Linked DNA regions of Homo sapiens: all the other regions are linked to region 4. A link is a loop called in an ENCODE intact Hi-C map of the cell type or tissue named here. Cell type or tissue: chondrocyte. All regions are shown on one strand. Each heading gives the region's core, and the rest is flanking DNA. Links, peaks and the distances in the headings are about the cores only.

Evidence for each region. Peaks named below come from ENCODE experiments on the same cell type or tissue, not always from the same donor. Only the 100,000 strongest peaks of a DNase experiment are listed, where the experiment ranks them.
Region 1: a loop joins it to region 4, with 2.7 times the contacts of the local background. A loop is called at or near these places in 27 of 110 quality-filtered maps.
Region 2: a loop joins it to region 4, with 2.2 times the contacts of the local background. A loop is called at or near these places in 4 of 110 quality-filtered maps.
Region 3: it touches region 4 in a loop (2.2-fold over the local background); 21 of 110 quality-filtered maps call a loop at or near these places.
Region 5: a loop joins it to region 4, with 4 times the contacts of the local background. A loop is called at or near these places in 61 of 110 quality-filtered maps.
Region 6: it touches region 4 in a loop (4-fold over the local background); 58 of 110 quality-filtered maps call a loop at or near these places.
Region 7: it touches region 4 in a loop (4-fold over the local background); 10 of 110 quality-filtered maps call a loop at or near these places.

The regions. Positions count from the first base shown.
Region 1 is chr10:115,946,863-115,951,308 of GRCh38, forward strand. It overlaps ATRNL1 (attractin like 1), which reads left to right. Exons shown (of 29, transcript NM_207303.4): 29 at 1-2,137. Among named protein-coding and RNA genes, the nearest start is that of SNORD158, 250 kb to the right of the region's middle. In chondrocyte, for the core only: CTCF peaks have their summits at 1,785 and 1,989; no DNase peak of the experiment used is centred there.
Region 2 is chr10:115,139,813-115,144,258 of GRCh38, forward strand. All of the region lies in intron 5 of ATRNL1 (attractin like 1), which reads left to right. Among named protein-coding and RNA genes, the nearest start is that of ATRNL1, 49 kb to the left of the region's middle. In chondrocyte, for the core only: a CTCF peak has its summit at 1,630 (motif pointing right); no DNase peak of the experiment used is centred there.
Region 3 is chr10:115,352,592-115,357,037 of GRCh38, forward strand. All of the region lies in intron 19 of ATRNL1 (attractin like 1), which reads left to right. Among named protein-coding and RNA genes, the nearest start is that of ATRNL1, 260 kb to the left of the region's middle. In chondrocyte, for the core only: CTCF peaks have their summits at 2,755 (motif pointing right) and 2,967; no DNase peak of the experiment used is centred there.
Region 4 is chr10:116,272,090-116,276,453 of GRCh38, forward strand. GFRA1 (GDNF family receptor alpha 1) reads right to left here and starts at 1,117. Exons shown (of 11, transcript NM_005264.8): 1 at 1,074-1,117; 2 at 1-186. LOC107984273 (a long non-coding RNA gene) reads left to right here and starts at 1,920. Exons shown (of 2, transcript XR_001747598.2): 1 at 1,920-4,364. RefSeq lists an enhancer at 1,282-2,119 and a silencer at 1,328-1,622. In chondrocyte, for the core only: CTCF peaks have their summits at 986, 2,125 (motif pointing right) and 2,326; DNase peaks (open chromatin) are centred at 700 and 2,193.
Region 5 is chr10:115,797,030-115,801,475 of GRCh38, forward strand. The region is part of intron 27 of ATRNL1 (attractin like 1); the gene reads left to right. Among named protein-coding and RNA genes, the nearest start is that of SNORD158, 400 kb to the right of the region's middle. RefSeq lists an enhancer at 4,294-4,446. In chondrocyte, for the core only: a CTCF peak has its summit at 2,610 (motif pointing right); no DNase peak of the experiment used is centred there.
Region 6 is chr10:115,704,194-115,708,639 of GRCh38, forward strand. The region is part of intron 26 of ATRNL1 (attractin like 1); the gene reads left to right. Among named protein-coding and RNA genes, the nearest start is that of SNORD158, 490 kb to the right of the region's middle. In chondrocyte, for the core only: a CTCF peak has its summit at 2,478 (motif pointing right); no DNase peak of the experiment used is centred there.
Region 7 is chr10:115,430,407-115,434,852 of GRCh38, forward strand. All of the region lies in intron 21 of ATRNL1 (attractin like 1), which reads left to right. Among named protein-coding and RNA genes, the nearest start is that of ATRNL1, 340 kb to the left of the region's middle. In chondrocyte, for the core only: a CTCF peak has its summit at 1,997 (motif pointing right); no DNase peak of the experiment used is centred there.

The DNA.
Region 1 (4,446 bases), core at 210-4,209, 330 kb before region 4:
TAAAAATACAAAAACATACAGATTTAGATGTAAAATCTATATAAGCTATATTTTTAGGGAGGCTAAGCAGATAGTATTACTGTGGAAGAATTATCAAGTTTTATTCACCTCAAATCCCACTGGGTTCTTAAAACTTGAAAATTCAAATTGTAGAGAATTATGAGACACAATGTGATGTTTAGTTAAAGTCATGCTATACCTTTCTGGGCCACATATTGCTAACTCTGTGGCTAATTATGCAATTAATTCTCAACGTATCAAAGCTTTTCACTGGCAGTAAATTCTTTGCCCTCAGGTGAAGTGGATTGAAAAGACATCAAGGATCAAGGATAATCACTTTGAATCTGTTGGTTTTTCCCCCTACATTCCAGACACTTTAAATTTGGATGCTTTCATTTTTTTTAAATCAAACCACACAAATATGCAGATACTTTCCCAGAATTTCGCAGTTAAATGGCTGATCCTCTTGAAAACTAACCTTAATGGAATTCTAAACATTTCAGTTTAGAATGACTTTGAAAAATTCCTTAGATTTTTAGGATGTTTTATTCTGCCAAGTATGAAAAAAAAATGGTTAAATACAATGGAGTTTTAAAAATTAACCTGGGGATTCTATTTGAACTAGAAAATTCCTATTGGAAAAGAATTTGCACATACTTACAGATTCAGCTAATAAATTTTAAGAGGATTAGGATTCTCATAATTCTTTAAATGAAAATTTGTTTTAGTGATACACAGAGATGCCGTATACTATAGTGTTATGTTCAGTAGGAAAACTTCAAATAGTTCGTATTTAAAAAGGTAATTGATCCTTGCTGTACTTCCCAACATCTCATCTTCTTTTAGCTGCAGTAAGATAGAGGTGACTGTATGGCTACAGTTCATGGTATAAGGTCATTTAGGGTGCACACTGGCACACAGGCTGGAAAACGGGCACTGGACCCAGCTTTCAGGTGTGTGGTGCTGGGTAAGTTTCACCTTTGAAGCCTCAGCCTTCCATCTGTAAAGGGCGGTAATGGTGCCCACCTTTCGAGGCATTGCGAGGCTAGATGGTAACACACAGAAAGCTCCCACAGTGGGACCTTGATGCAGCGTAGCTGGTATTAACAACCGTGGGGACACCAGGCCACTCTTTTTCTACCAGTTGTTTTATGAATCCACCTATTAATTTTCATCCATCTTTTGGTCGTAGGTAAAGGTCAATCAGGTTTTTCAAAAAGACTCCCTGAATAACTTAAGTTCCTGTATTTCTAAGATATAGGGATTTCTACAAAACGACTTTGACATTTAGTCAATAAAGACTTAAACTCTTCTTAAATCTATAGTTTTAGGAGAGTTTTTCTTAAAATTACTGACTGATGACATTGAGACAAGAGCATCAATGATCACCTTTCACGTACAAACTAGGCAAGACAGGGTCAGTGCTTACATTTTGTGGTTATACATGATACATCTTTTCTCAGTGAACATAAAACTATGATTTGAAAGGTGTCTTATATTTAAAAAAGATTGTAAAATGAAAACTGACCAAATGAACTAATTCTACCCACCTATGGTCTTTTTAAATGTCGAGTTTCAAAACCCATTTGCCGTATACTAGAGTGAGCTTGGAAACTTACCTGATTACAGGAATTGCTTGGGTTCAGGCAGATTCCCACTTTCACCTCTAGAGATTTAGATTCAGAAACACTGGGGTAGGCCCTGGAGAGCAGTACTCTTAACAAGCTCCTCAGTGCTTCTTACCATTAGGCAAATTAGGGAAACACTGCATTGGGTCAAAGTGCTGCCTTTAATCGACCATTAGAGGGAGTTCTCTAAATAACAAAGTTATTACTCTAATTCAAAATGCTTTAAAGAATTTTCCAAGGAATACAAGCCATCTGGTTGGTGTTAGTTATAGCAGTGATTTCATTAGAGTGTACATTTAACATTTTAGTTTTATCAAAATTTTTTGAAATTAAGAATTAGAACCAGAGCTCCTATCAGTATATATGTACACAGGTGTGCATGCCAGTGTTCAAAAGATTGTGTAAAAGTTCAAGCCCGTTTTAGAAAGCCAACATTTTATGTTATAATATGCTGTTAATCAGGACTTTATTAAATAAAAACATTGGCTCTTCCAACCCCCACTGCCAAATGCAGTTTTGTTTTGTTTTTGTTTGTGTTTTATCCTTTCGTGGTCACACAGGAAAAAGCACTCTGAGAACTTGAAAAAGCCCCTCTCCATCGAAGAGGTGATTATATAGTTTGTTATTGAATTTTGACATTCAAAATACATTTCCCCCTCTTTTTCTCTTCACCAGATTTGCATTGACCTTTCCTGTACGTTCTCTGTGAGGGGCTTGCTGAGCACTTGGAATGTTCCTGAGAATTAAAGGCAAAACTCACAAGGCCCAGCAGCTAAGAATCTAGCTATAATGAGGGTCTACGCCACAGGACATGTGTTATAGAAATTGCTCTTACTTAGAATAAAAGTCAGCTATCTGAGACCAGGGCAGCTCTGGCATAGCTGACTCTTCTGGGAAAAGCCTGCAGGTTCTCTGGTAAGCTCTGGGCTTGGTCCTTATGTGGCCATCTGGGGCCCAGCCTTCTTTCAGTGGCACTGCTCTGCTAGGCCTCTGTAAGGTCTCACCGAGAAGAAAACCAAGGAGGATCTAAACTTCTCTCTTCTCTCCAACCCCCTCCCCCCACACCACCTGGGCCCAGCACCTGGGATACCTTCTGGGCTCAGGGCCTCAAGCAGGCTCTTCCAGGACCCTGACCTGAGGCCTAACCCTGAGGCCGGCCCTGCCTGTGCTCCAGAGGTTGGAATGGTGGTCTCCTCCCCGTCGCACCTCCAAGAGGCCAGGCCAGGAAGGGGCTGGGAAGAAGAGGACCACCGAACCTTGAGAAACATGCCCAGCCTGGCTGCCGCCTCCCAGGAACATCAGAGAAGAAAGAGAAGCTTTTCGAGGGTCCTGGATGAAGATGCGCCCAAAGTAGGTAGAGGGCTGTTGGGTGGACTCTCGCCACAGACAGCAGCAGCTGCTCTGTGAATATCTAAGCCTTGCACACTCTCCTTTTCAGCTTTTTGATGGTGGATCAGTGGCTGTAAGGAGATTTGGAAAGTTTAGCTTAAAACTGACTTTTCTCTGGCCTAAAAGGATTTGCTCAGAGAAATCACCTGTGAGTGGCGGATGTGCGTGATAGGCGTTCTTTCAGCTCCAACCTATAACCCTTTTGGTAAACACACAATTCCTGCTCCAGATTCTTACATGCTTCCTCGCTTGTTTAGAATCAGGGTACCTGGCATGGCCATGGCAGCCAAGAGATTATCAAGCTTTACCTTCTCCAGCCCTACTATGAAAATAGCTACTATTGTTTTGTTTTCCAAATATGAAACAACAGTATAATTTTAAATGAGCTTCTGTAAACTACACCCCCCACCCCCCACCCCCATTCTAACCTTCTCCCACTTCAGGGATTGGGTGCAGAGTAGTTTTAATTGAACAAGAAACCAAACCCCTGAAAGACCATTGCAGAAACACTATATTCTCACCGTCAAAAGCTTTAACCCGTGTTATTTTTGGCAGAAGTGGTATTTTCTGGTTACTTTTGGCAGAAGTGGTATTTTCTGGTTATTTTTGGCAGAAGTGGCATTTTCTGGTTATTTTTGGCAGAAGTAGTATCTGGCCTGAGTGGTATTCACTCAGGGAAGATAGTTGTTTAAACATGAGTTTCTTTAGCCTGGCTGTGTGCACAGTCAGGAAATCTCACTCTAGAAAATCTGCCTAGGAAAATAGCATTACCGAGCAAATTCTTTTATAATTCTTTGTGTTTCTATAGCCTCTATTGCCCAAAGATATTTTAAATTTTGTTCTTTCCAGTGACATACAAGTTTTCTTAGAACAGGTCCTGTGTGAAGAAATACTCGAATTTTAACTCAAATGCCGAGTTGTTTTTTTTTTTCTTTTTTTTAATGCCATGGGCCGGTTATCTAAATTTCTGAGTAAGCGGGGATAAAAATGCTAACTCATGTAGGTTTTGTGATGAGTTTTTGTTGTTGTTGAAATAAGTAGATCATAGTTAAATGTTCTCTCCTTTTACTATGAAAAGGTCCAGGTTTAAATTCAGTGAATCATGAGCGTTGATTTTTTCCTTGATTTTTTATTGTTGTTGGGGTAATACTAAAGTGCTTCTATGTGCCACAGTTCCCAAATAATTAAACTGCAATCGGAACCAATGCTATGTGTTGCCTGGTGATTTAGAGTTGTGCTTTTCAAGATTTTTTACAATATCTATTACATATTTTTAAAATTACCTTCCTCAACTTTAAGTGACAGTTTTATAGCAAATACTAACAAATTGTGTTAGATGTTCTTTCTCATCTTCACCCACCTCTCCTAACCCTTCGCTGACTAGTCAGCTCATTCCCTCAGTGGCAGACTAGTTCTCTCATACCTCTAC
Region 2 (4,446 bases), core at 115-4,114, 1.1 Mb before region 4:
GTTCATTAGAGAGAAATAAGCTTTTCCCTTCTTTTAGCAACTTATTTTGCTTCACTCAACCTGTTCTCTGAATAATACAAAAGGATATTGAGTAGCTCACAAGAGAAATGAGAAGACTGGATAAACTATTGTTGGAAAGAGGCCAGATACAAATAAAGGCTAGCCTACAGCAAAGATGAAGCCAATGGAAAGTTTGAGTAGGATATTCCTGTCATTGCCACAGGATCCTGGGTTACTACCACTGGCACCCTTTCAGTAGGTACTGCATGCTACAGGAATGGAGAGAAAGAATTGTAAATTGCCTTTACATCTTTGCATCACTTATTAAGACTGAGTCCTGCTTAATAGTATCTGCTTGGCTAAACCTAGGTCTTGTCCATACCGTGGCTGCCTAGAGATATGAAATAGGGAATTTAACTTTTCTGTTATATGTAGTGAAAGAGGTTCTCTTTCTGGACAAAATCCACACAATAAAGGATTCTCCCAAACACAGGAAAGGGGATTCAAATGATTGAGATTCCCAAACAAATAAAAAATTCAAATAATATATTTTTAGCTATAGATTGTTACCATAATTAACAAGGAATGGGCTAATTTGTTCTCTCATGTCTACTCAGAGAAACTTTGTAATGTGGACTAGATGTAGGGGTAGACAGGTTAAGAGACAAACCAGCAAGCTTCAGCATACAATTTTTTCTTAATGTATTACAACAGATTTTTTTTCCTATTCTACAGAGAACAGTGAAAAACAGGTCACCATCATTTATATGTAAGAGAGTTGCTTAACTGTTATCAAATTGTTCCTGTTCCTTTTCTATTCCAGAATGTCCTGCTCAATCCTATTGCTCGATTCTTTTAAATGTCTTCAGGACATTTTTATGTTTTTAGTATTCCTTTTTAATTCAATTCAGCTACAGTTCTCATATAAGGATTGAAGTTGGCTGTTTTAAACTCTTAAATTATTGATTGAAATACAGTATCTGGAAATGTAAATCATGTAATTTAATAGTTTTGTTGCGTAGTGCCTCTGATCTTTATTTAAAGTCACACTTTATTGTAACTTACTCCAGTTTCTCAGATGCTCTTTGTCCTTCACTATCTCAAGACCTTTCTTAATTCCAAAGTTCTTCCTAGAAAACCCTTACCCCATTCATATTCTAAGTCCAGGTCAGATCCCCCTGTAATATGCTGTCATAAGACCCTATCTTTTAAATTTATATCATTTATCCCTGTTTATAATTATGTGCTTGTATGATTCTTTGATTATCTTTCCCAGTGGAATATAAACTCCAAGAAGTTAAGAATGATTATGTTTTGATCATCTTTGGGTTTCCAGAACCTAATATAGTGCATGGCATGTACTAGCCACTTGCATTTGTTGTTGTTATTGAATGAATGAATTAGAAATGTATTAGTTTACTAGTATAGTGATATGTAGACATTCAACTAGAGATGTTTTATAAGGTTATTACTCTAATAAACTATGTTATTTACTTCCTGTATAATTACTTCTGAACATTGAGATAAGCAATTGAATTTGAACATTTTTTAAAATGTTATTTTATCAAGCATTGGTTCTTGGAATCTTGGTCTTATTTTGTTTCAATCCTTTGGTTTTAGATTTTAACATTTGCCATTGGGTGGCAGTATTGACTACCAGAAAACTCACTTAAACTCTGGCATTCAAGTTGTAGAAACTTGGTAGTTTTGTTTGACTTAGAAAAATGTAAAAACTTTCAACTCAAACTCATGAATATTTTATCTGAAGTATTTTATCTGGGTTAGTCATATAACATATATGGACATATTTAGTTATTTTAGGATAGTATACACATGAGATTATAGGTTGCCTTGTAGAAATTCATAAAGTAGCTTACATTTTCCTTTAGAAATATAATAATAATGAACACGGTCAATCTATTTCTTCTCTTTTAACTTTGAGGAGGGAGAAGTGACAGGTAATGCGTTTAATTCCGTTAAATTCTTCCCACTTAGCAAAAACAGCAGATCTGACTTTTTTGTGAGAGCTAATAAAATTAAATTTTTACTCTTAACCTACTAAGAAAGTTGACTGTTTGAAAATAAAAGCAGCATTAAAATGTATATATGACAGCCCTTTTTCATGAATTCATTTATTTATCTTTTTCATTTATTAATGTAACAGTTTCTTTTTTTGAGCTTCTATTAAGTGCTAGAGACTGCTCTAGGTCCTTGGGATACATCATGGAACAAAGAAGACAAAGATCCTTGTGGAACTTACATTCAAGCTAGGAGAGACAGACCCTAAATAATAAATATACATTATATAGTATGTTAGAAGGTGATAAGTACAATGGAAAATTAAAGTAGAACAGAGAAAGAGGAATAGAAAGATCTGGGGGTTACATTTAAAATATGATGATATGCTTAGGTTTTATGGAGAAGTTGACATGTGAGAAAAGACTTTAAGCAAGCAAGAGAGTTCAACCATATAGATATCTAGGGGAAGAACATTCTAGGCAGAGACCTGTCAGTTCAAAGACCCTAAGGCAAGAGCAAGCCAGGTGTACATAAGGACCAGTAAAAAGGCCATTGTGGCTGGAATTGAATTACTGATGGGGAGATTAGTCAGATATGAACTTAGAAGTTACACAACAAGGGAGATGGTTGGGGATGTGGAATTAAGGGGTTGCTGGAGGGGATGGAGATTCCTGAAGGATGGAGCTATATCAGCTAAATATTCTTAGCTTTGTAGACCATAGTGAGGATTTTGACTCTTACCCTAAGTGAAATGAGGGAGCCATTGAAGGATTTTGAGCAGAAGATTAGTATTATGTGGCTTAGTTTTATAAAGCTCCTATTGGTTTCCACCTGAGAATAGACTGTAGTAGCAGTATACCAGTTCAGAGGCTACTGCTATAATCTAGGTGAGAGATGATGATGATGGTAGCTTGGACAGGTTGGTAGCTATGGAGGTGGTGACAATGGCTTGAATACTGAATGTGATTTTAATGCAGGATTAATAGGATTTGCTGATGGTCTAGATGTGGGGGGTGAGGGAAAGAAGAGTCAAAGATGACTAAGGTTTTTGGTTTGAGCAAATGGAAAGACAGAGTTGTCATCAACTAATATGAGGAAGATTTTAGGAAGAATATTTGGTTATGGTATGCCAAGTTAGAGATATCTTTGAGATATTCAAAAGGAGATAGTGAGGAGGCAGTTGGATATATGGGTCTGGAAATTGATGGAGAGAGATCTGTACTGTAGATATAAATTTGGAGGTGTTCGCTTAAATATTAAATTGGAAACCATTGATGAAATTGGATGAGATTACCAGGAAAGTTAGCATAGAGAGAGAGAATCGAACCAAAGACTGAACTGTGGGTCACAACAAAATTCAGAGTATCCTGTGCTAGGCATATAAATTCCTTTCTTAGATAAGCTTGCCTTATGTTGAACTATTTATAACCACTTATTTTGTTGCCTCTGACTTTATAAGATTTTGTTGCCTCTGACTGCATAGGACAATGTAAAATGAACAAATCCTGCTCTCAATATAGCTAATTCTACGTTTGTCATTTTCAGCTGATCAGAACCAAGGTCTTAAATCTTTCTTGGGATTTTTTTTTTTTTATAGTGTGTATTGCCCTGTCCATACTCTTAACATGGTTTATCAATTTTCTTCAAAGCATAATATCTTAGCTCAGGCTGCTATAACAAAATACCACAGATTAGGTCGCTTAAACAATTGGCATTTATTCCTCACAGTTCTGGAGACCAGAAGTCCAATACCAGGGTGCTATCATGGTGAGGGCCACCTTCCTGGCCCTCTCACTCTGCCACATAAAGAACGAACAAGATGACTGCCTTTTTGTTCTATCCTTATATGACAGAGAGAAGGAGAGGAGGAGAGAGCGAGAGCAAGAGAGAGCCAGAGAGAGAGAGAGGGAGAGAGAACGCACGTGAGAGTGTGAACTTGTGAGAGCTGGAGAGAGTGAGCAAGCTCTCTGGTCTCTCCTTGTAAGGCACTGATCTCACCATGAGGACCCTACCCTGATAACCTTATCTAAATCTAATTACCTGTCCAGAGCCCCACCTACTAATACTATCACGTTGGGAGTTAGGGTTTCAACATATAAATTTTGAAGGGACACAGGCATTCAGTCAATAATATGAGAATTTTTTTTGTTTCTTTTTTTTTTTTTTTGAGACAGAGTCTTTCACTGCCGCCTGGGCTGGAGTGCAGTGGGCTATCTTGGCTCACTGCAACCTCTGCCTCCCAGTTTCAAGTGATTCTCCTGCCTCAGCCTCCCAAGTAGCTGGATTACAGGTGCCCACCACCACGCCCAGCTAAGTTTTTGTATTTTTTTTTTTGAGACGGAGTCTCATGCTGTCGCCCAGGCTGGAGTGCAGTGGCGCGATCTCGGCTCACTGCAAGTTCCGCCTCCTGGGTTTACGCTATTCTCC
Region 3 (4,446 bases), core at 291-4,290, 920 kb before region 4:
AAGTGTCATTATTCATTTCTAGTTAATTCCACTGTTGTTAGAAAAAATACTTGATACTCTCTTTGGGAGGCCGAGGCAGCTGGATCACCTGAGGTTGGGAGTTCAAGACTAGCCTGATCAAAATGGAGAAACCCTGTCTGTACTAAAAATACAAAAAAATTAGCTGAGGGTGGTGGCACATGCCTGTAGTCCCAGCTACTCGGGAGGCTGAGGCAGGAGAATCACTTAAACCTGGGAGGTGGAGGTTGTGGTGAGCCGAGATTGTGGTGCCATTGCACTCCAGCCTGGGCAACAAGAGCAAAACTCTGTCTTTAAAAAAACAACAACAACAAAAACCAACTTGATATTATTTTGACATGTAATACTTTGTTGAGACTATCTTCCTGGCCTAAGAGATGGTCTGTCCTCAAGAATATTCCATGTGCTAATGAGAAGAATGTATATTTTTCACCCGTTGAATGAAATGTTCTCTTATTGATCATTAGGTCCATCTGGTCTGTAGTGCATATTAAGTCTAATGGTGCATTGTTGATTTTCTATTTAAAATATATGTTCAGTGTTGAAAGTGGGTGTTGAAGTCCCCAGGCATTATTATATTGGAGTCTGTCTTTCTCTTTAGGTCTAGTAATGTTTGCTTTATATTATCTGGATGCTCCAGTGTTTTGTGCAAGAAATATTTGCAATTTTAATATTCTTTGGCTGAATTTGACCATTTTATTATTATATAATGACCTTCTTTGACTCTTCTTACAGTTTTTGCCTTGAAATCTATTTTATCTGACATAGGTATAGCTATTCTTGTTTTTTGTTTCCATTTGCATGGAATATTTCATTTCATTTCCTTCATTTTTAGTGTATGTTGTTTTTATAGCTAAAGTAAATTTCTTATGGGCAGCATATATTTGAGTCTTGTTTTAATCCATTCAGCCACTCTCTGTCTTTTATTTGAAGAATTTAGTCCATTTACATTCAGTGTTATTGTTGAAAGGTTAGGACTTAACTACTTCCAGTTTGTCATTTTTCTTCTGATTGTTTTGTACATTTTCTCTTCCTTTCTTCCTCTCTTCCTTTTTAGATTAGTGATTTCCTCTGGCTGTATGTTTTAATTCCTTGCTTTTTATTTTTTCAATTTCTATTATAGGTGTTTGCTTTGTCATTACTGTGAGGCTTGCAAAAATATTTTATAGCTAACAACGTTAAATTGATAAAAACTCTAATCTCAAAGAAGAGGGAACAAAAGGAAAACAAGCAAAGAAAAAACTAAAAAATTCTGTACTCTAACTTTTCCTCTAACTCCCTCCTACTTTTTGACTTTTTGTTGTCTCTATATCTTTTCATATTGTCTATCTTTCAAAAATTGTTGTAGTTATTATTTTTGATAGATTTTTCTTTTGGTCCTCATGCTGAAAATGTAAGTGATTTACACACCACAATTGTTGCACTAGAGCAAGCTTGTCTAACCCGCAGCTTGTGGGCCACATGCAGCCCAGGACAGCTTTGAATATGGCCCAACACAAATCAGTAAACTTTCTTAAAACATTATAATTTTTTTTTAGCTCATCCACTATCATTAGTGATAGTGTGTTTTATACGTGGCCCATGACAATTCTTCTTCTAATGTTGGACTCTTCTGTTAGAGTATTCTGAATTTGTCTTTGTTCTTACCTTTTCCACTGAATTTCATGCTTTCAGATGTTTTCTTGTTATATGTTAGCAGCCTTTACTTTCAGATTGATAAAATCTCTTCAGCATTTTTTTTTGTAAAATCTCTTCAGCATTCATCTGGTGATGATGAATTTACTCAGCTTTTGTTTGTCTGGGAAAGTCTTTATTTCTCCTCCATATTGAAGGATATCTTTCCTGTATGCAGTATTCTAGGTTGGAAGTTTTTTCCCTTTAGCACTTTTAATATGCTATCTTGCTCATTCTGGTCTATAAACTCCCCACTGAGAAGGCTGCTGCCAGAAATATCAGAGCTCCTTTATATGTTATTTACTTTTTTCTTCTTGTTGCTTCTAGGATGATTCTTTCATCTTTGACCTTTGATAGTTTGATTATTATATGTCTTGTGGTAGTCTTATTTCAGTTGAATCTTCTTGATGTTCTTTCACCTTCTTTACCTAAATGTTCGTATCTTTTTCTAGGTTTGAAAAGTTCTCTTATTACTTTCTTTGAATAAACTTTCTACCCCGGTCTTTTTCTTTGTATCCTCTTTAAGACCAGTGACTCTTAGATTTTCCCTTTTGAGGCTCTTTTTTAGATCCTGTAATCATATTTTATTCTTTTTTATTCTTTTAAATCTATTTTCATATAGTATGTCTTGAACTAAATATTTCCGTTTTTGCTTGATCAATTTTGTTTTTGAGAGATTCTGATGAATTTTTCAGTCAGTTGACTTTTTCAGCTCGAGTGATTTTTTATTGTTTATTTCAGTGTCTTTGTTAAATTTCTCTGTTTTATCTTGAAATGCATCATGTTTTCTCAAAACAGGTGTATTGAATTCTTTGTCTGAGAATATATGTATCTGCCACTCTAGAATTGGTCATGGGTGCCTCATTTACTCCGTGTGATGAGGTAATGTTTTCCTGAATGCTCTTGATGCTTGTGGACATTTGATGATATATGAGCGTTAAAAATTTAGGTATTTGTTCCAGTCTTTCCAGTCTGGCATTGTTTATACCTGTCCTTGAGAAAGTTTTCTGAGAATTCAAATGGGATTGAGTGTTAAATTACTTATTTCTGTGGTCCTTGCAGTTGTTTTAGCACTAGAGGGAGCCCTAAGCCCAGGTATGCTGTACTCTTGCAGACTCTAGGTACATAGCCTGGGTAGACTTCTGAAAGTGAAGGGAGAATTCCTTTTGTTATCAGGCAAAGTCCCTTTCTGTCTTTTCCAGAAGCATAAGGAGCCCTTCTCTACCCTGAACTGTCTGGAGTTGGGGAACGGGTGGCATGGGCACTTTTTATGTACATATTTGTTTATCCAATTATTTGTAAAACAAAAGATGTACTATAAGAAAAATATGTCTTCAAATCATGAAATATACAGACATTAAAAAAAATTCCAATCCTATATAACTAATAGTTTCCTCCATTTAGGTCTTACTCTTTTGGGTTAAGTTTATTGCAAGGTGCTTAATGGGTTTTGTTGGTATTATGAATACATTTTTTTCCTTTAATATTACATTTGTAATTGGTAATGTCTGTTTTTATATCTGTTATGTTTTTAGTTCATTTTGTTGATCTTTTTATAGGTTTTTGAATAGTAGGCTTATCTGATTTTCTTAATTTCTCTCTATATTTTAAGTTTTTAACAGTGATAAACTTTAATTTTTCAGTTTTGGGGAAAAAAGAGTTCTTTCAACATAATGACAGTTCTATTTTTACCTTATGTTTCTCTTTTTGGCATACTGTGACTATCTGTTCATAGCAGACTTTTACAGACGTGTTTAATACTTTAATACACACACTAGGATGTGACCCAAACATTCTCTGAGACTCAAGGGTAGTAAAAAGGAAGATGAATTACCTTTTTTTCTCTCTTCTAAGATGAGGAAATTTTTCATTTTAAACCATTCTCACACATTGTAGATTATTCAGAGAAGCAGAAAATTTATTACCAAATGAGGTTGAGCATTTCTTAAAATAAGTGTAGGAAGCTTAATTCTCTCAAACTAGGAACATTGAAAAATCTCAAGCTGCAGATACATGAAAATAGCTTGAGATGGAAATATTGGTTCTATTTATTCTTTTGACACAACAATGTTAAAAGTTTGTATTCTCTCAGTACATACTACGTTCTGTGTTGCACAGGAAAGCCAACTTGAGATTTTGAATATTCCAAAGAGAGGCCATCCTTTTGAGCTGTTTTCATTCTTTTTGTTTTCATAAAAGGAATTTCAAAGGTGAGGAGAACTGAGGCTATGAAAACTGTTTGGCCCTGATGTCAGATATTTTAGCATGCCTTCATTATGGGTTACTGGAATATGCAGTTTATTACTTATTTCTGTTAGATGCTTTTAAAAAGAACTATCTGTGGGCTAATTCCCAAAGTTCCCCTGGGGAACTTTGCCATGGCTTTATCAAACCTACTCCCTTCCTCAGGATCTCTTCTTCTAATTTTTATTTGTACAAAGTTTTATGTTCTACCTCTTCAAACTTTGACTAAGCATTACTTCAACTTTTGCTATTTGAATAGTGATTTTTAGGCCCTTAGATCTGATGTTATAGAATATCTTCACCTCTGGTTTACAAGTTTTTGACAATGAAGTGTGTCATTTACTTGCTTTCTTTTCAGGAACAAGTGGACTAATATATCTCTATGTAATTTTGAAAACTATTCAATAGTTTCAGTTCTGTAGGTAGAATACTATTTATTTGGGGCCAGAGAGAAACTATTATTTTGTCTAAGGGTTCAATATTTCTCTTTAATTTTATTTGATGTGATGC
Region 4 (4,364 bases), core at 21-4,020:
TGCCGAGGGAGCTCAGCGTGCAGCGATCCCCGGACAGCTGTGCTGCTCTGGCCGCCCAAAGTTCAGCTCCATCCAGTGAAAGAGGAAACTCCGGGTCTGGCAGCAGCCACCGCCGCCGGCGACTCAGCTCCGGGATGGCGAGGGCGGGAGGCGGTTCCGCTTTTAGGGGTTCAGGTCCGACCCAACCTGGAAGGGAGGGCGCGCTTTGAGATGAGAGCGGAGAGCGCCGGAGACTCCCCCCACAGAACCCTCTCCCCTCCCCCGTTCCCGCCTTTGGGGAATTTCCAACACCGGGGTGAGGACCCACCCCCACCCAGGTCGGGGTGCATGTGCGTGTTTTCCAGGGGCCGCTGACACGGGGATGGAGGTGAGGGCTGGAGAGGTCTGAAGAGGGTTCCTAAAGTCCAAGGGGGTGTCTGTTGGGTTCAACCCGAGACGCTGAACGCAAGCAAATAAATAAATAAACGGTACTTTCCGAGCGTCGCGAGCGGAGCCTGCAGCTGCCTGGAGTCCGAGCCCTCGGTGGCGGCGGCGGCAGCTCCCTAGCCAGCCCTGGCGCCGAAAGAGCCCCTTCTCCCGGGAAGTTGGCCTCCCCCTCCTCGCGTCAGCCAGCGAGCTCGCTCAGCCGCCGGCCCTCCCCACTCCGATCGCCAATCCCTAGCCCCAGTCGCCGCCCTCCTTCTCCCCGGGACTCGTCTCCCTCCAGAGGCCGCCAAGCCAGGGGGAACCGATGTCCCGACTGGGGCTGAAACCCGGTTCCTGCGCCCCTACCCCCTACCCGCCGCGCGTCCTCGGCTCCCTCCTGGGCGTCCGCTCCTCTCACACTCTCGCCCGGTGCCCAGGACTCGGGCGCTTCCGCACCCCAGCCCAGGGCGAGCGCGCCGGCCCGCAGTCCCGGCGTGCCCCGGCAGGTGCAGCCCGGCGCCACGAGCGCCCCCCGGGCCCTAAAGTTGGGAGACGCCAGCAAAAAGAAAGGGGTGGCCGGAGGAGGGGGGAAGAAGGAGTGGGGAAGAGGGACGGGAAGCGGCAATGGGTTCCCAAACAGAACGAAAAAAACTCCAAATGCCACCAACCTGGACTCAACCGACCGCGTCCAGCTGCGGCGAGGAGCCAGTTTGTTTATTTACTTATTTATTCTTTCAGGGCAATGGTGTCCCCGCCCCCTCCTTCCCTTTCCGGGCTCACTTTATCTGCGCTAGGAAAAGAAAAAAAAGAAAAAAAAATAGATGCGGTAATCTTCGAGAGCTCGAAGGGCCGAGTTGGGCCAGGACGATTTCCGAGCAGAGCCCTCGGCTCGGATGCTCGTTAGGGATGTTAGTGGTTATTGGAAGCGGCGCGGAGAATGGCGTGTTCCGAGGCCAGATTTCTTCTGGCCAGAGGACCCTCGGCCTGCTCCTGTTCCCGCCGCTCCGCAGCTCCAGCTCCCTCCTAAGCTCGCCCGCCAGGCAGCCGCAGCTGCACACGCCCGCTTGCGGTGGGACCCGCGGCCGGACCCGTACTCGCGCACAGGACACGCAGTGTTCTGCAGCCGGCCGCGGGTGCTGCCAGACACACACACTCTCTCTCTCTCTCTCTCTCTCTGTCTCTCTCTCTCTCTCTCTCTCTCACACACACACACAGACACACACACACACATACACGGGCACAAGGGCTCTTTCTTCTTAGGGCAATCGAGCCAGACCCTTCTTCGGAACACAAAGTTTTCCCCCACGTCACTAGTGGCTGTGATTCAAGACTTGGTGCTTTCAAGACACACTCAGACCCAGGACGCTGGAGCGGCGATCCTGGGATGCGCCCATCCGTTCGTCCACGCCAGCGCGTGCACACTCACACTCACACGCACACATGCACACGCAGTCTCTACCTCTCTCCTGGAGCTCCGACAAGGAGACAAAAGCGGAGCCCCCAGCCCACTGCATTTAAACCCGGCCAGACCTGGCTTTAGAAAATTTATAAGCTGACCTCCATTTTGGCTGTTTCGAGAGTAAATTAACAACAACAAAAAAAGCCTAACATGTACACAGCCCTTCGCCCCAACCCCTGGGACCGCTGGTTCCCAGTCGTGCTGCTCACCCCCCGCCCCCCACGCCTGACACACGCTCCCCTTCCCGCACGCCGGGGGGCGCCCGGGGCACCGAAGTCTACACTGGGTCGGGAGACCGGTCTAGGAGCCAGCCGGCAGTGCTCGGGATCTTTGCTGATGTCCAAGTTCATCTCTCGGGGAGACCGAGTTTGAATCAAATCTGCGTGCGCCCAGCTGTCAAATCTGCAAACCTATCACGCCAGACAATGGGCCGCCGCGGAGGACAGACAAGAATGGCTCATTTTGATCGAGGGGGGTAAATTGAAAAGGGCACGGGCTTTGGTTGAAGTTTGAGGCCCGGGTGTCAGGGCGGGGAGAAGAAGAGGAGGAAGGAGGAGGGTTGGGCCGCTCTCCATTCAACCACACATCAGCCAGGCGCGCCCCTCGGCTGCAGCGGCTGCTTGCAGGCGGGCTGCATATTGTGTGGAGTCGCCAAAGAGGGTCTGCGCCTCGGGGCGCGCCCCAAACCCGGGGGACATCCTACGGATCCGCACTTCTCTTGTGCTGTACGCGTGTTCCTCCAGGGTAAGTATGAGGAGACGGACGCCCTCATCAGACACCCCTCCTCCAACACACACACACCCATAGCCACATCATTCAGGGATACTCTAGTTCAGTGTATCAGTTTACACTTGGTTGTTGAGTAAACAAAGCAAACATATGTCACATTTTCGCGACAGATGGTTCAAACCAAGGGCTACTTAAGTTCTCTCTCTCTAACAGTCTAAGTTACAGGCTGAACTAAGCAGAAATGTAATTAAGTCATCTGATCAGTTTCTTCGACTTAAAATGTTTTCCCATATTTTCACAAACAAGCCAGATAAATCCTGGGGATGTGGTTTCAAGGAAAGGAGGGCTGAATATGAACTAAGACTTTGTGTGAAGACTCCGTTTCTCCCCGGTCACCCCAAACAGAAAATCCTCTTTCATTGTTCCATTTCGTAAGTGGAGGAGAATGTCTTCTTTTGGAAAATCAGTAATTGGAATTTCAATTTTCAATAGAGGGACTAGTGCTTACCGGTGCTGATTACTTGGGATAGTTGGATTACAATGAGGTTTAAGACATCATCCACATCTTTTGTAAATGTTCTTTGTTTAGAAATGACTTCATGTTACCCTATATATTCCACGGAATTCTTTTGAATCAAATTTTAACAGGGTGGGGGAAGGGTGAACTAAAAGCTCTCCCAGTGTAGAATATGGGACTTCTTTTTAAAATACAGATGATCTCCAACTTATGATGCTTCTACTTATATTTTTAGACTTTACCATGGTGCAAAAGCCATATACATTCAGTAGAAACTGTATTTTGACTATGGACCATACAATCATTCTATTTTTCACTGTCAGGTTAGTATTGAATAAGTTTCATGAGATAGTCAACACTTTACTATAAAATAGCTTTGTGTTAGATAATTTTCCCCAACTGCCGGCTAATGTAAGTGTTTTGAGCATGTTTAAGGTAGGCTAGGCTAGGCTGTGATGCTTGGTAGTTTAAGTGTATTAAATGCATTTTCAACCTATGATGTTCTCAACTTTTGATGAGTTTATCAGAGCATAAGCCTCATTGGAAGTCAAGGATCATCTGTATTTTTAGCTTCAATAATGTATTTCTGAACCATTCACTCACACTTGTCCTTATTAAGTTTGTGCTGCTGATGAATACAGAGCTTTGTTTTTAAAAAGGTAACAATAAACCCCCAGAGGCTGTAACTGTGTTGTCCAATACAATAGTCACTAGCCATGTGGCTATGTCAATGAAATTAATTAAAATTAAATAAAAGAAAAATGCAGTTCCTCAGTAGCATTAACCATATTTCAAGTGCTCAATAGCTACATGTGGCTGGTGGCTACCATATTGGACAACACAGATATAGATCATTTCCATCATTGCAGCAAGCTCTACTGGACAGCACTACCCTATAATGTTGGTGTGGAATTAGTTAATGTGGTATATACACATATATAAAGTTTTTAGAATAGTAGAATAGTGCATAGAGTGCTTACTTCATAAGCAGCAGCAGTACTGGGGGTTGTAGTTGGAAGGATAATGATGATGATGATGATGATGATGATGATGATGCCTTGTTAGTCTCTTGTAGAAGTCAAAGAATCGATGAAGACACAGCCCACTTCTGGTATGTCAGGATGAGATCAGCAGGCAAAGAAGCCAGGGAGTAGGAGAATCTATATGTCAAAAGCTGATCTTCCAAGGAAAGCTGTGAACAGAAAGATGTGGCCCATACTGTAGCCTAAGACTTCCCGTAGTAGGAGCTAATAA
Region 5 (4,446 bases), core at 200-4,199, 470 kb before region 4:
GATAATTAAATGATATTTGGACTGAAGCATTACATAGGAATAACAAACATAAAGGCTTTATTCTAAAATATAGGGACCTTGACTTTTAGTTCCTGTTAATGGCAGGAACAAGCTTTTATTTGTGTCTTTTCTGGGAAGTTTGTTCATTTATTCAAAATGTAGTTATTAGACAACTCAGGCCAGCAACATAATTTGTGGGGCCCAGTACAAAATGAAAATGCAGGGCCTCTTGTTCAAAAAGTAGGAAAAATAGGCCTTTAAAAGTCCTAAAATATGACACCTTTTCCTTTCTTCCGTGGTCTCTCTCCTGGCCTTTCGAATAGTGTTTTTTAATTTGCAATTTAATTTTACACTCAGGCACTGGGATACTCACCAAGCAGGTATCAACTTTTATAGGCACCTGAAGGCTCACCTGGGGCAGAAGGAAGGGCTGGGGTGCAGGCATCCACAGCCCACCAACTGCAAGGCTTCTTCTGCCAATTTTTGGACTGACACTGGGGATATTAGAATGAACAAAACAGACAAAAAGTCCCTGCATCATGGAATGTACATGTCAGCAGAAGACTCAGTTAAAAAAAAAATTGTATGTGTGCACGTGTGTGTAGTATCTGTTAGGTAGTGATAAACCCTTTGACAATCAATAAACAAAGCAGGAAAGTGGGGTTTGGAGTACTCAGTGTAGTGGATAGAAATGGGCTCCAATTTGAAGTAGGTTAGGAAAGCCTTCACTAAGAAGATGACATTCAAGCAAAGATCTGGGAGAAGTACAGGAGCCAGCCATAGGGCTATCTGGGCTGAGATGTTGCAGGCAGTGGCAGGAGCAAATGCAAATTCTTCTCAGTCAATGTTGCAAATACTTCAGTGAGACAGTCTAATTTTCTCAGAGACCTTTTTTTTTCTTTTTTTGAGACGGAGTCTCGCTCTGTTGCCCAGGCTGCAGTGCAGTGGCACGATCTCCGCTCACTGCAAGCTCTGCCTCCCGGGTTCACGCCATTCTCCTGCCTCAGCCTCCTGAGTAGCTGGGTCTACAGGCACCTGCCACCACGCCCGGCTAATTTTTTGTATTTTTCGTAGAGACGGGGTTTCACCGTGTTAGCCAGGATGGTCTCGATCTCCTGACCTTGTGATCCGCCCACCTCGGCCTCCCCAAGTGCTGGGATTACAGGCAGGAGCCACCGCGCCCAGCCTCTCAGAGACTTCTTTTTACTCCACACCCCACCTACCTTTCCCCACATCACTAATCTTGTTTCTGGAATTTGTTCCACCTTCTCTTTTCCAAATTTAGTTAGCCTAGGTGAGATTCCTGCTCTCTCACCTGTTACAGGAGGCTTCTAACTTCCTGCCTCAAAGCTCTCTGCTCCCCATACCACTGCCTGTTGCCCTCAGCACTGCTGGAGCTCAAGTCTCAAACATAACTGACTGTGTGTTCTTACTCAGAAGACCCATTGTGTGGCTTTCATGCACCATACCAAAATGCAGAAGTATGGGACCCTATGTTATGTTCAGAAATGCCATAAAATGATCTGCCCCATATGCTGACTAAACTGGTTTTGTCCTGTTACAGACCATCACCTGCTCATCTACACCTCCATGCCTTTGCTCATCCTGGAGGATATTTGTTCAGTCTCAGAACTTGAGGGCTAACTTTTCATTCCAATTTCAACTCCAATGGAGTTCTTCTTGAAATGTTTCTTGATCTCTCCAATTAGAATAAACTACTTACTTGGTTTCAGTTTTACTTAAATATCTCTCTGTCCACCAAGTAATGAGGTTGCTTTTTTTTTCTTTTTTTTCTTTTTTCTTTTTTTTTTTTTTGAGTCGGAGCCTCGCTCTGTTGACCAAGCTGGAGTGCAGTGGCGCGATCTCAGCTCACCACAACCTCCGCTTCCTGGGCTCAAGTGATTCTCCTGCCTCAGCCTCCCCAGTAGCTGGGACGACAGGCACGTGCCACCATGCCTGGCTAATTTTTTAATTTTTAGCAGAGATGGGATTTCACTATGTTGGCCGGGCTGGTCTTGAACTCCTGACCTCGTGTTCCGCCCACCTCAGCCTTCCAAAGTACTGGGATTACAGGCGTGAGACACCAGTAATAAGCTTTCTTTACGTCGGAGATCCTGTCTTATTTATCTTTACATTTATAATACCTGTCTCTTTGCTTTGCACACAATATGGACTTAATACATGCTTGTTGAATTTAACGTTATTAATGCAACTCATATTATTAATTGTAATGGTAGTAAATTCTACAATAACACACCTGGCAATAATGCAAATTAGAATAGCTTGAATTGAAACATGGAATGATTGGAAAGCAGCTTTTTCTCCTCTACCTGATTCCTTTTCTCAGGAAGGAGAAGGGAACATAGAGGCCTCTCCCTCATGGGGATGCTGGACAGGGAAAAATCAGACAATCCTATTTCAGGAAACAGAGAGGTGGGGGTTAGTTCCCAGTATTCTCCCAGCCCATTCTCTCTGGATCAGGCCAACAAAACATTCACCAATTAACGAAGAGATTCCTGGAATCACAGTTGCTCTCCCAGAAGTCCCAGCCAGGCCCCAGAATTCTGCCCATCAATTTTTATGTTAGAGCAGTCACCACTAGGTGGTGCCGAACTTCAGCCCAGGGTAGGTGAAATTTGCATCAAATAGACTCAGAACTTCCAGATGTCCAGTTGCACAGGCTCACCTTGGCCATTTAGCTAATCTCATAATAACACAACCCTACATTTTACACAGCTGAATTTCTGGGGCACTACTTATTGCATTATGGCAGTTTTGTTGTATCATTTTCTAAAAATCTTTCAATATCAGATACTCTGCCAGCCACTTTACAGGCTTTATCTCTAATGCTCACAGTAACCTGTATGGTAATGGGTACTGATACTTTTCTTCTTTTAGTAAAGAATCTGAGCTGGGCATGGTGGCTCGCACCTATAATCCCAGCACTTTGGGAGGCCGAGGCGGGTGGATCACCCGAGGTCAGGAGTTCAAGACCAGCCTGACCAACATGGAGAAACCCTGTCTCTACTAAAAATACAAAATTAGCTGGACGTGGTGGTGCGTGCCTGTAATCCCATCTACTCAGGAAGCTGAGGCAGGAGAATCGCTTGAACCCCACGAGATGGAGGTTGAAGTTGCCAAGATGGCTCCATTGCACTCCAGACTGGGCAACAAGAGCAAAACTCCATCTCAAAAAAAAAAAAAAGAAGAAGAATCTGATGCTAAGAAAAGAAATGTCTCTTGCCCAAGAGCTGTGCCTTGTACAGCTAAGTGACAGGTGACAGACCTAAGAATTACATTCAAGCCTGTCTCACTCTAATGCCATACTTGTCATATTTCTGCTATACTTCAATTTAATGATCAAAGAAAGGAAGGAAAGAGACAGTGGAGAAGAAAAGTAGGGAAAGAAACAGAAAGAGAAGGGGAGAAAGATATGTTTGACAGAAAAGTAAATGAAGTATGTTACCATCTGTTTTTTTCAACCCCAGAGGTCTGATTCCCCCGCAGGAAAGAGTTGCTTCTAGCCTGTCCTTTATCTCTGCACCTGCCCTGCTTATCTCCTGCACCAGAGGCTCCTACCATGACCATTAATGGACTGAGTTTTTGTGTCCCTACGAAATGCATAGCTTGAAGCCCTAACCCCCAATGTGATGGTATTAAGAAGTGGGGCTTCAGGAAGGTAATTAGGTTTAGATGAGGTCATGAGGGTGAGTTTTCTCTCTCTCTTTCTGTCATGTGAGGACACAGCAAGAAGGCAGCCATCTGCAAGCCAGGAGGAGAGTCATCACCAGAACCTAGCCACACAGGTTCCCTGATCTAGGACTTCCCAGCCTCCGGAACTACAAGAAATAAATGTCTGTTGGTTAAGCCACCCCAGTCTATGACACTGTGTTGTAGCAGTCAGAGCAGGTGAAAACTGTAACTTGTTATTCTCTAAGGAAAATACAGGTCTTCTTCTCAGGCCTGTCTTCAGAAACAGGTTCACATCCCCATCTTCCAGTCATTGAACTAAATGGAAAAGTTTTTGTCTTCCTAGTCATTGTCTGCACCTAAACACAGGCTTGCCCATCTGTAGTCCTAGTCTGTTCCTTTTCTTTGGTGAGGATAACCCTTCCTGTCTTGCTTTAACACCCTGTATTTTCCGTTCATTAGTGACTCAGACCTCTGATAATGGTATACTAGTTAACCCCCTGTCTCGTCTGACTTTAAATGATTGCCTGTTTTGACCTTGAGGAAATATGAGTCCACTAGGAACTACAATCTTTATGGCCACTTGAAAATCTTTATTCCACTTAAGGTGGAATAGGGTACCTTGCCACAGAGGAAACAAGTAAGGAGAGAAAGAGAGTAAAGATCAGTGAGAGGAAGAGAAAACTAAAACTACTAGTATAAAAAGTTCTGAAATTTCAGCAAATTATTTTGCTTCCAACTGTACTTAACCATTCT
Region 6 (4,446 bases), core at 275-4,274, 570 kb before region 4:
CTGTGTGTGCCTCTTCCTAGCTTCTGGTGGGTTGCTGGCAATATTTGACATTTCTTGACTTGTAAGTGCATCCCTTTGATCTTTGCCTTCTTCATATGGCATTCTCCCTATGTCTCTGTCTCTCTACATTGAATTGTCTTTATAAGGAAACTGGTCATCTTGAATTAGGGGGCCCACCCCATTTTATTGTGACATATTAACTAATTACATCTGCAATGGCCCTATTTCCAAATAAGGCCCCACTCTGACATACGAGGGTTTAGGACTTTAACATTACCTTTTTGGGGAGACATATTTTCAACCCATGTAATTGTTATTTTTAAATTGTATATATGAGTTATATGTACTATTTTCAGGATACATTTAATAATTTTATTTTTAGGAAAAATATTAAGCAGAATAAATATGAACAATAACTATTTTGTTCCTTAAACTAAAATTTTTAAGCTAAAAAATGAAAGCTAACACACCTAGGTTCGCCATCCCTATAGAATACTTTTTGTGATATGGGGTATACGGTCTTGCCTACCTGTCTAGCTTCATTCCCACCACATTTTCTTATATTCTAAAGAAAGCAAAATATTGACTGTTCTATGCTATTTTATAGAAATATTGGTGTCTTTCCATTTCCTATTATAGTCTTTCTGCTTATTATATCCTCATCTTTCTTCTTCTATCTCTTTCTCCTCCTTTCTTCTTCCATAACCCTCTTCTCTTTCTCTTTCTTCTCCTAGTTAACTCCTTCTTCTCCTTCACGTTTCATGTGGAAGCCTTCCCGGCCCCACTCTCCAGTCACTCTCATATGAGACAGCCCTCCTCTTTTGCTTCCATGGCTGCATGTGGATTTCTCTTTCATTGCTTATTTGATTTATGTGTACTGAAGACAGAGAATCTCAATGCCTAGGATGATCCCCGAAATCTGATCTGTACTCAGTAAATGTTAATTGAACCAAACCAATGATGTTAAATATCTCATTTATGTTTCATCTATACCTATGACCTTGGCCATCAGATTGCCTGCTTCCTCTGGATCCTGAGAACTAAAAATACTGTCTGTATGCTTCTATTTTTCAAGCACAAGTACACATTATAGTGATTCAAATACTAATGGATATTTTAGCATTACATCTAGAAATTTTCTTCACTTCCCAGAAAATAAGATTGGTTAAAATAATAGAGGTATTGATTTTAAAAAGCAGGGAATATGCTGTATATTTATTACTTCTCAGACCAGTGATATTTCTTCATTTTTTTATACTTAGTGAATTTTATCTCAAGCCTCATTTTACTCTAAATCTGTTCTCTACTACAGGATAGCTCCTTGCTTTGGTTAATATTTAACTTTTTAAAATATATCACATTACCTTGGTGAGTAAAATATGCATGTACTATAAGATTACCATCACTATAAAATTATGCAGGTACTATAAGATTATTGTCTTTTACTGTAAGATTACTGCACTATAGATTACTGTAAGATCACTGTCATAATAAAATATGCATGTCCTATAAGATTACTGTCTCCCAAAGATTTCAGATTTGTAGAGTAAAATGCTTTCACTATTCTTTTCCTTTGAATTACCAGGTCAGACCACAGGGATTATGCAGAAAGTAGTTTATTTTTGTGCGTTGTGTTTGGTTTCTTTCTAAACAATCTAAACAACTTTTTCTAGGCTTAAAAAATTAGTTTGTGTGCTAATGCATTACTTATTGACAGACATGGTCATATTTAGTATCTAATTAGTGGACAGAGTTAATTTTTTCACACTTCTTACATTTTCTTATATCATCCCAGCCTCAGGCCGTCTTCCACTTAGCTGTCATATTAGTTCCCTGTGGCTAGTACAACACAATTACTGTAAACTCAATGACTTAAAACAAGTTATTCCCTTGCAGTTCTGAAGATCAGAAGTCTGAAATTAGTCCTACCCTGCTGAAATCAAGGTCTCTGTAGCCAAGCCCCTGCTAGAGGCTGTAGGGGAGAATCCATGTTCTTGCCTTTTTTAGTTTCTAAAACTGCATTTCTTGCATTCCTTGGCTCCTGGCCCTTGTCAAAACCAGTACTATCACATCTTACTTTAGTGGTCACATTAGCTTGACTTCTTCTCTAGTTAAATCTCCCTATACTTCTGTTATAAGAGCACTATGATTACAGTTAGGGCCCCTCAGGATGATCCAGGAAAAAATCCCCATCTTAAGACTTAATTTAATCACATCTGCAAAGTCTCTTTTGCCATATAAGGAAACTTGCACAGATTCTAGAGATTAGGACCTGGAGATTTTTTGGGGGTGGGCATTATTCAGCCCACCACAGCTACTATCTGACCAAATCACATAGTGCACTTTTATCTGCCACAGCTTTAATTTCCCCCATGAATTTATTTAATACCAATGTTGTCTTCCATTTTTACACCCATTTCAAAACTCTGAAATAGAAATAGGTTAAGTGCAGACATCCGACTTGTATCACACTGACCACCAGATGGCAAACTTTGTCATTATATTTTTAGGCCTAATCTGAATTAATTTGACAGCCTGAGTAGTTAAATATGCCAATTTAAAGTCATGTATAGTGCCATGCAGTTTAGATCAACTGAAGTTTTATCACACTAGATCATTTTTTATGAGAACAGCTACACATAATCAGATATTAATTTGAGCTACTTTAATGGCTTCTGAAAAAGATTACTTCCTTATCTAGCTAACGTCAACAACTAAGCATGCTTCTATTTCACAGAAAATTCTTCCAATGCAGTCTCTCTTAGTTTTTGAGTAATTTCTTACAAATTCTAAATTTAATTGATATGATTAATTATTAATCTCAATTTTAATTACTTATATACAGGATTTTTCCTAGAACTTGTTTCATTAATGAATTCAACTCAGGCAGGTACTAATCCGTGTCGCTTTTATCCTGTAGTATCACATAATATATAATAAAAATAATGGCTACAAATAAGGCAGCTTTCTAAAATAGCAAAAATTATTATTGTTCTACTGTTTTCCAAAATCATTGCACTCTTATCGTATCAGTCTAAACAATTCAGAGACATCAAAATAACAGCTAATATTCTTCTTCTTTCCCTCTTACAGAAACTTTTATAGAAAAGTTCAGAAAATGTATATTTAAGTAAGTTAAAATTCATGTTCTAAAGATAACACTTTTTGTATTTCCCAGGCATAAAGATATAGGTATAGATGTGGATATCAATGATATGGAAATATAATTGGGATGATTCGTACAGTGAGTTTTTTCTTCTTTTGAACCTCATTCACAATATCATATTAAGTTTATTGGCCCTCCCCTATTCCATCTCCCCGTATCCCCCAAGCCAAAGTAAACATTATTCCAAATCTTATTTGTATTTTAAATATATGTGTGATTATATATGTATGTGCATTTACCTATACATATATATACACATTAATTTATTCTGATTTTTCATATAAAGTTATATTCTTAACATTTTCCAATGTTATTAAGATTCCTTGAAAAATTTTTAATGGTCATATGATATTTTACCTTTTTGGTATTCCAGTTTAACCAAATAGACCAAATTGTCTCCAATTTTTCACTATGATAAATGACACTTTCATAGAAACTTATAAATCTTGCTTATATCTCTCATTATGTATTTCATTAATATAGAATCTTAGCGGTGGAATTACTAGGTCAGAGGATATGTGGACTTTTGATGTTTTTGATATCTGTTGGCAAATAGCTTTCCAGAAGGGCCAAACCAGTGGCATTCTCTTAATACTCTTGCCAAAGTGCTTCATTAATTTAATTTTTGCCAATTAGGTAAAAATATTCCTTGATGTGCTCCTGTTTACTAATTTATGACTCCCTTTCAAGTTATTTAAATTATATATAATGAAATTTATATAAAATAATCATTATCCAGCTTACTGCACTAATATTGAAAAGGAACATAAACATTTGAGATGATGAATATAATTTATAAAGGTGGAAGGGATTACAGAATGGAATTCAGAGTCCTCTTTATCTTTTAGAGTAGGGTTCTCTGGCTTCTTACTTCACATAGATCAGTGTTGTCAATACTGTAATAGAAAGAAAATGAGAATAAAAGTAACACTATTAACTAGAATTTTTTGTGTCTTTAGCTTTTAGTAAGTCCCATAATTGCTTTGTAACTTCTTTTCCCTGAGAAAATTGGAGCCTGAACTCTCAGGGTTCTTATGAAGATACAATCACTTTAAAAAGTGTGATCTTCCTAAGGGGAATTATTGTTTTAACAAAATCTATATACGTTGATAATTTTAAAATATTTGAAAATTTATAAACTCTTTCTTCCTTTTTAATACTGTTTGTTAGAAATGGCTAAGATCTTTGTATAGGAAGGGGACATAATTTCAAGTGACATTATATTTGCTCTTCCTCTTTTGTTTGCACTAGAGAAAGCCTTGCCATATCTGATACATCAT
Region 7 (4,446 bases), core at 123-4,122, 840 kb before region 4:
TATTTTAAAATTATCATTTTTTTACAGAATTTATGAATTCCTTTTTTATCTTTAAAAACGTAATTATTTTCTTAGTTCCTTTCTTAAGTGATTCTTATTTTTTAACTTTTATTTTAGGCTCAGGGCTGCATGTGCTGCCTGTTATATAGGTAAATTGCATGTTGTGGGGGTTTGGTATACAGATTATTTCATCTCCCAGGTAATAAGTGCAGTACTTGATAGGTAGTTTTTAGATCCTCACCCTCCTCCAATCCACAAAACATTTGTTAACTATTTTTAATTTTTTAAAAATGTTACTGAGAATGTGGCATATAAAATCCCAAATTTTGTTAAGGTATTTTTGCCCTTTATGACACATTTGATAGGGTATGGAGGCAATTTTGTTTGTCACAACAGGGGAGTGGGACGTGGGTGCCGTGGGCATCTCATGGGTAGAGGCTAGGGATGCTGGTAAACATCCTGCAATGAAAAGGTCAACCTCCCCAGAACAAAAAATCATGTGGCCAAAAATATCAATAGTATTTAGGTTGAGAAATCCTGATTTAGAGGCTTAATCAAATTTATATCTGATTTTGGAGAAAATAATAATTGTAGATGGTTTGGTTTTCTTTGTCTAGAAGAGTCATATCATGTCTGTTAGTGTCTCTTATGTTCTTGGCACACACTGACGCTCAATGTTTAGATTTTAATTGATCAAGATTGAAAAGATATAATATTCTGCCAGGCACAGTGGCTCACGCCTGTAATGCCAACACTTTGGGAGGCCGAGGCGGGCGAATCACCTGAGGTAGGGAGTTCGAGACCAGCCTGACCAACATGGAGAAACCCGTCTCTACTAAAAATACAAAATTAGCTGGGCGTGGTGGTGTGCGCCTGTAATCCCAGCTATGTGGGAGGCTGAGGCAGGAGAATCGCTTGAACCTGGGAGGTGGTGGAGGTTGCGGAGAACTGAGATTGTGCCATTGCACTCGCACCTGGGCAACAAGAGTGAAACTAAAAAAAAAAAAAAAAAAGAAAAGAAAAGATATAATATTCCAATTTCTTCTTCATGTTTTGGTTTGAATACTTCGGTAAAAACAAATTTTCGCTCATCAGCTGTTTGGTTGCTTATTGCTACAGTTCGCATAGGGAAGGCATGATAAATGTTACAGTTTTTCCCTGTATTTTTTATTTATTCCCTTTACTACTTTTATGTATGTATTTATTTATTTAAAATTAAAAGTTAGCTCAATATCTTTCAAAAATGACAGTTTTTGTCACTAATGAACTTATAGATCCATACATGTTTTAATCCGTGTGCAATTATTATTCCTACTGATGCTCAGACTGTCCAATTACTGTGTCATTTAAATTATCTTTATTCTCTAGCTTTTCCACATCATTTTTGTTTTTCTTATTTCAAATATCCTGGATTTATTTTATAGGGATTTTTTTCTTTGGTTTTTTAAAATTAGAAATTCCTCTTTTTTTGAGCCTTTAGTTTCTTTTATCTGCCAAAGGAGTAACTAGTTACCATTATGAACACATTATGTAATCTCTGTTTATTACAAATATACTAATGTTTAACCCTTTTATAAAAACTAGCATAATTTTTCTTCTATGTCAATGTTGTCCAATACAAATATGATGTGAGCCTCATATGTAATTTAAAATTTTCTAGTAGCTTCCTTTAAAAAGTAAAAGAAAATGAGTAAAATTAATGTTAATAAAACCTTTTTTAGCTTAACACATCTAAAATTTTTTCATTTTAATGTGTAATCAGTTTTAAAAGTCATTAAGTCATTAATGAGATATCTTACTTTTTTTGTACTAGTGTTTGAAACAAAGTTTACATTCCATACTTACATCACATTTTAATTCAAATCAGTTACTTTTCAACTAGTCAATAGCCACATATGGCTAGTGGTGACCTTATTGGACAACTCTTCTCTAGATTACATAGGATCCCTGCGTTCTTTTAGAAATATCAGAAGCATAATGGTAAAGCACTAGGTGGCACTCTTGGTATTGCTGTGAGACGTTTAAAGCTTAATATTTGAAAAGAAGTGATGCTTAAAAAAGAAAAGGACAATAACTCTTGTAATAATGTTAATAGAAACTATTCTAATTTTCAAGATTAGATCGAAATTTAAGATGCAAGTCCACACTGTAACTTAAAGCAATTGAGTGCAATGTGGTATTAACTTAATTGAAAGTGATATGTCAGCAGTTGTAATCTATTTACTTAGTAGTTTTTCAAAGTTCATTTTAAAACCAAAAACCAAATATATTATAAAGCATGCCTCACAAAGGAGGGAAAACGTTCAAACAGTGTTAACTAATTTTATTGGCCCTTGTAAACATTGAATTACTCAATATATTTTTAGTAAATACAAAAAGTAGTAGTCACAAAGTATCACAAAGTAGTATAGTTTTTTTTTCTTAAATGCTTTCTTTTAATTGTAATAACAATTTTAACAAAGAAAACCTTAAAAATGAAAGACTAGGCTGTAGAAATGCTATATAGATGATATATTTCAAAAAGTAGAATGAGAGTACATAAAGTCACTTTCTGCAGTCATTTACTTTATTTCACTATTGTGCTAATTCTTTAAATACATGTAATTTGCAATGCTCACACCCCTAATTATTGTGTTTTAATATACTTCCAAGTAATTGAACACATTTTATTTCATCTTTTACTCTTTAAAAAATTACTGTTTTATGTTGAATTTCTTTTATTAGAGTTTCTTTTATTTAGAGTTCATGGTGGAATTTTGTAGTAATAATAAACTACCTATTTTGAGAGTAGGAAATTTAAGTTGAAAAAGATGACTTAAAATAGTATGTCAGTTTAATTACTTAAAATAGTATGTCATAGAAAACAATGAAACCAATTAATACTTGAATTGACCCTTATATTTAATGGAATTATCCTGGTTTTTGTTCTAAAACTGAATAAAATAATTTTCCTGTTTTAAACTGAACATTTTGTTAGTGAATGTTTTATATGACTTTTTAACTATTGGCTATAAATTGCTATTTAAGTAGGATCTGGCTGTTTCATTTGCACATGGGGCAGAGTGATCTTAATAAACACCAATAATCTAAATTCTTATATTTACCAGATTGCAGACATGATGGATTGAACAGTATCTGACAAGACATAAATGAGTCACATTTTTGGCATTTTAACCTTGTTCTTTGATTCCTCAGTATTTTTATTAAATTTTCTGAAGTCTGTATCCCTGTACTTTTAGATTTTTATTTCAGAACTATTTACTCCTTTAGCATAGTCCAAAATGATGGATAATAAACATGATTATAAGAAAATTTAAAATAGCTAAAAGGAAAAAAATTGCTATTAAGTTAATGTAGAAGAAGGATGAAAATTTATTTGACTTATATATTTTACAATAAAAGTGTTACATTATTATTTTCATGTAAAATCATAGACTCACTGTAAAAAATAATAAAAAAGTTTAAGGAAGGAAATAAAAATGTCCATAAACCTTCCACCAGGTCCCCCAAGTTGAGTTGTGTAGTATGTATCCTTTGTAAGGGTACTCAGCTGAGTGGAAGATTGAGAGCTGATATGCTGTACTTACCTTTCTCACTAAGCCATGTACCCTAGTGTGGGGCTGTGTCTGCCTTGAGCCAGAGGTATATAGTTCTTTATTTGTGTGTAAAATGTTGAATGGTCTACTGAAGGGACTGCCTGCCTTCTAAATAAATCTCTGCATCATGTCCTGAGAATGATTTTATGTCATAGAGGTCATAACATGCATAATATTATTGTGAATGTTTTTCTTATAGATATATAGCTCATTATTAGCATTTAGTAAATAAAACATAGTTTTTCCCAAACTGGAAAAGAACAACCACCTGACTTTAAAATAATGATCATACTAGTTAACATTTATTGAGAACTTACTATACTAGACTGTTCTCAGCTTTTTATATGTATTAGCTTATGTAATACTCAAATGGGAAGGGTATGCTTATTATTCCCATTTTATAGATAAGAAAACAGAGATAGAGAAAGCTGAACTAATTTGTATAAGATCACACAGGAAATAGTAAAGGCAGGTTTCAACCCTCTTAACCATTAAAGAAGTGGAAATCAGTGGTATATGTAAGCAAAAAGTTTTTATATGAGTGAAATAAAAACATTATGCTGAAGGAAATAAGAGGATCTAAATAATTAAAAAATCATATGCCATTTTTTCAAATAAGAAATATTCATCCAAAGATATCATAACTTCCCAAAATTGATATAAAAATTTTATGTAATTCCATTATAGAATTTCATTCAATTTTTTCTGAAAGGCATGCATTCCAATAAATTACCTTAAGGTTCAAGTTAAATAATACACTTTTAGAATATCCAGTTAGATTACAAACAGGAAGAATAGTAAGAAATTCCTACTTTAATAGATATCCAAACAAACTGTAACTCTAACTGCA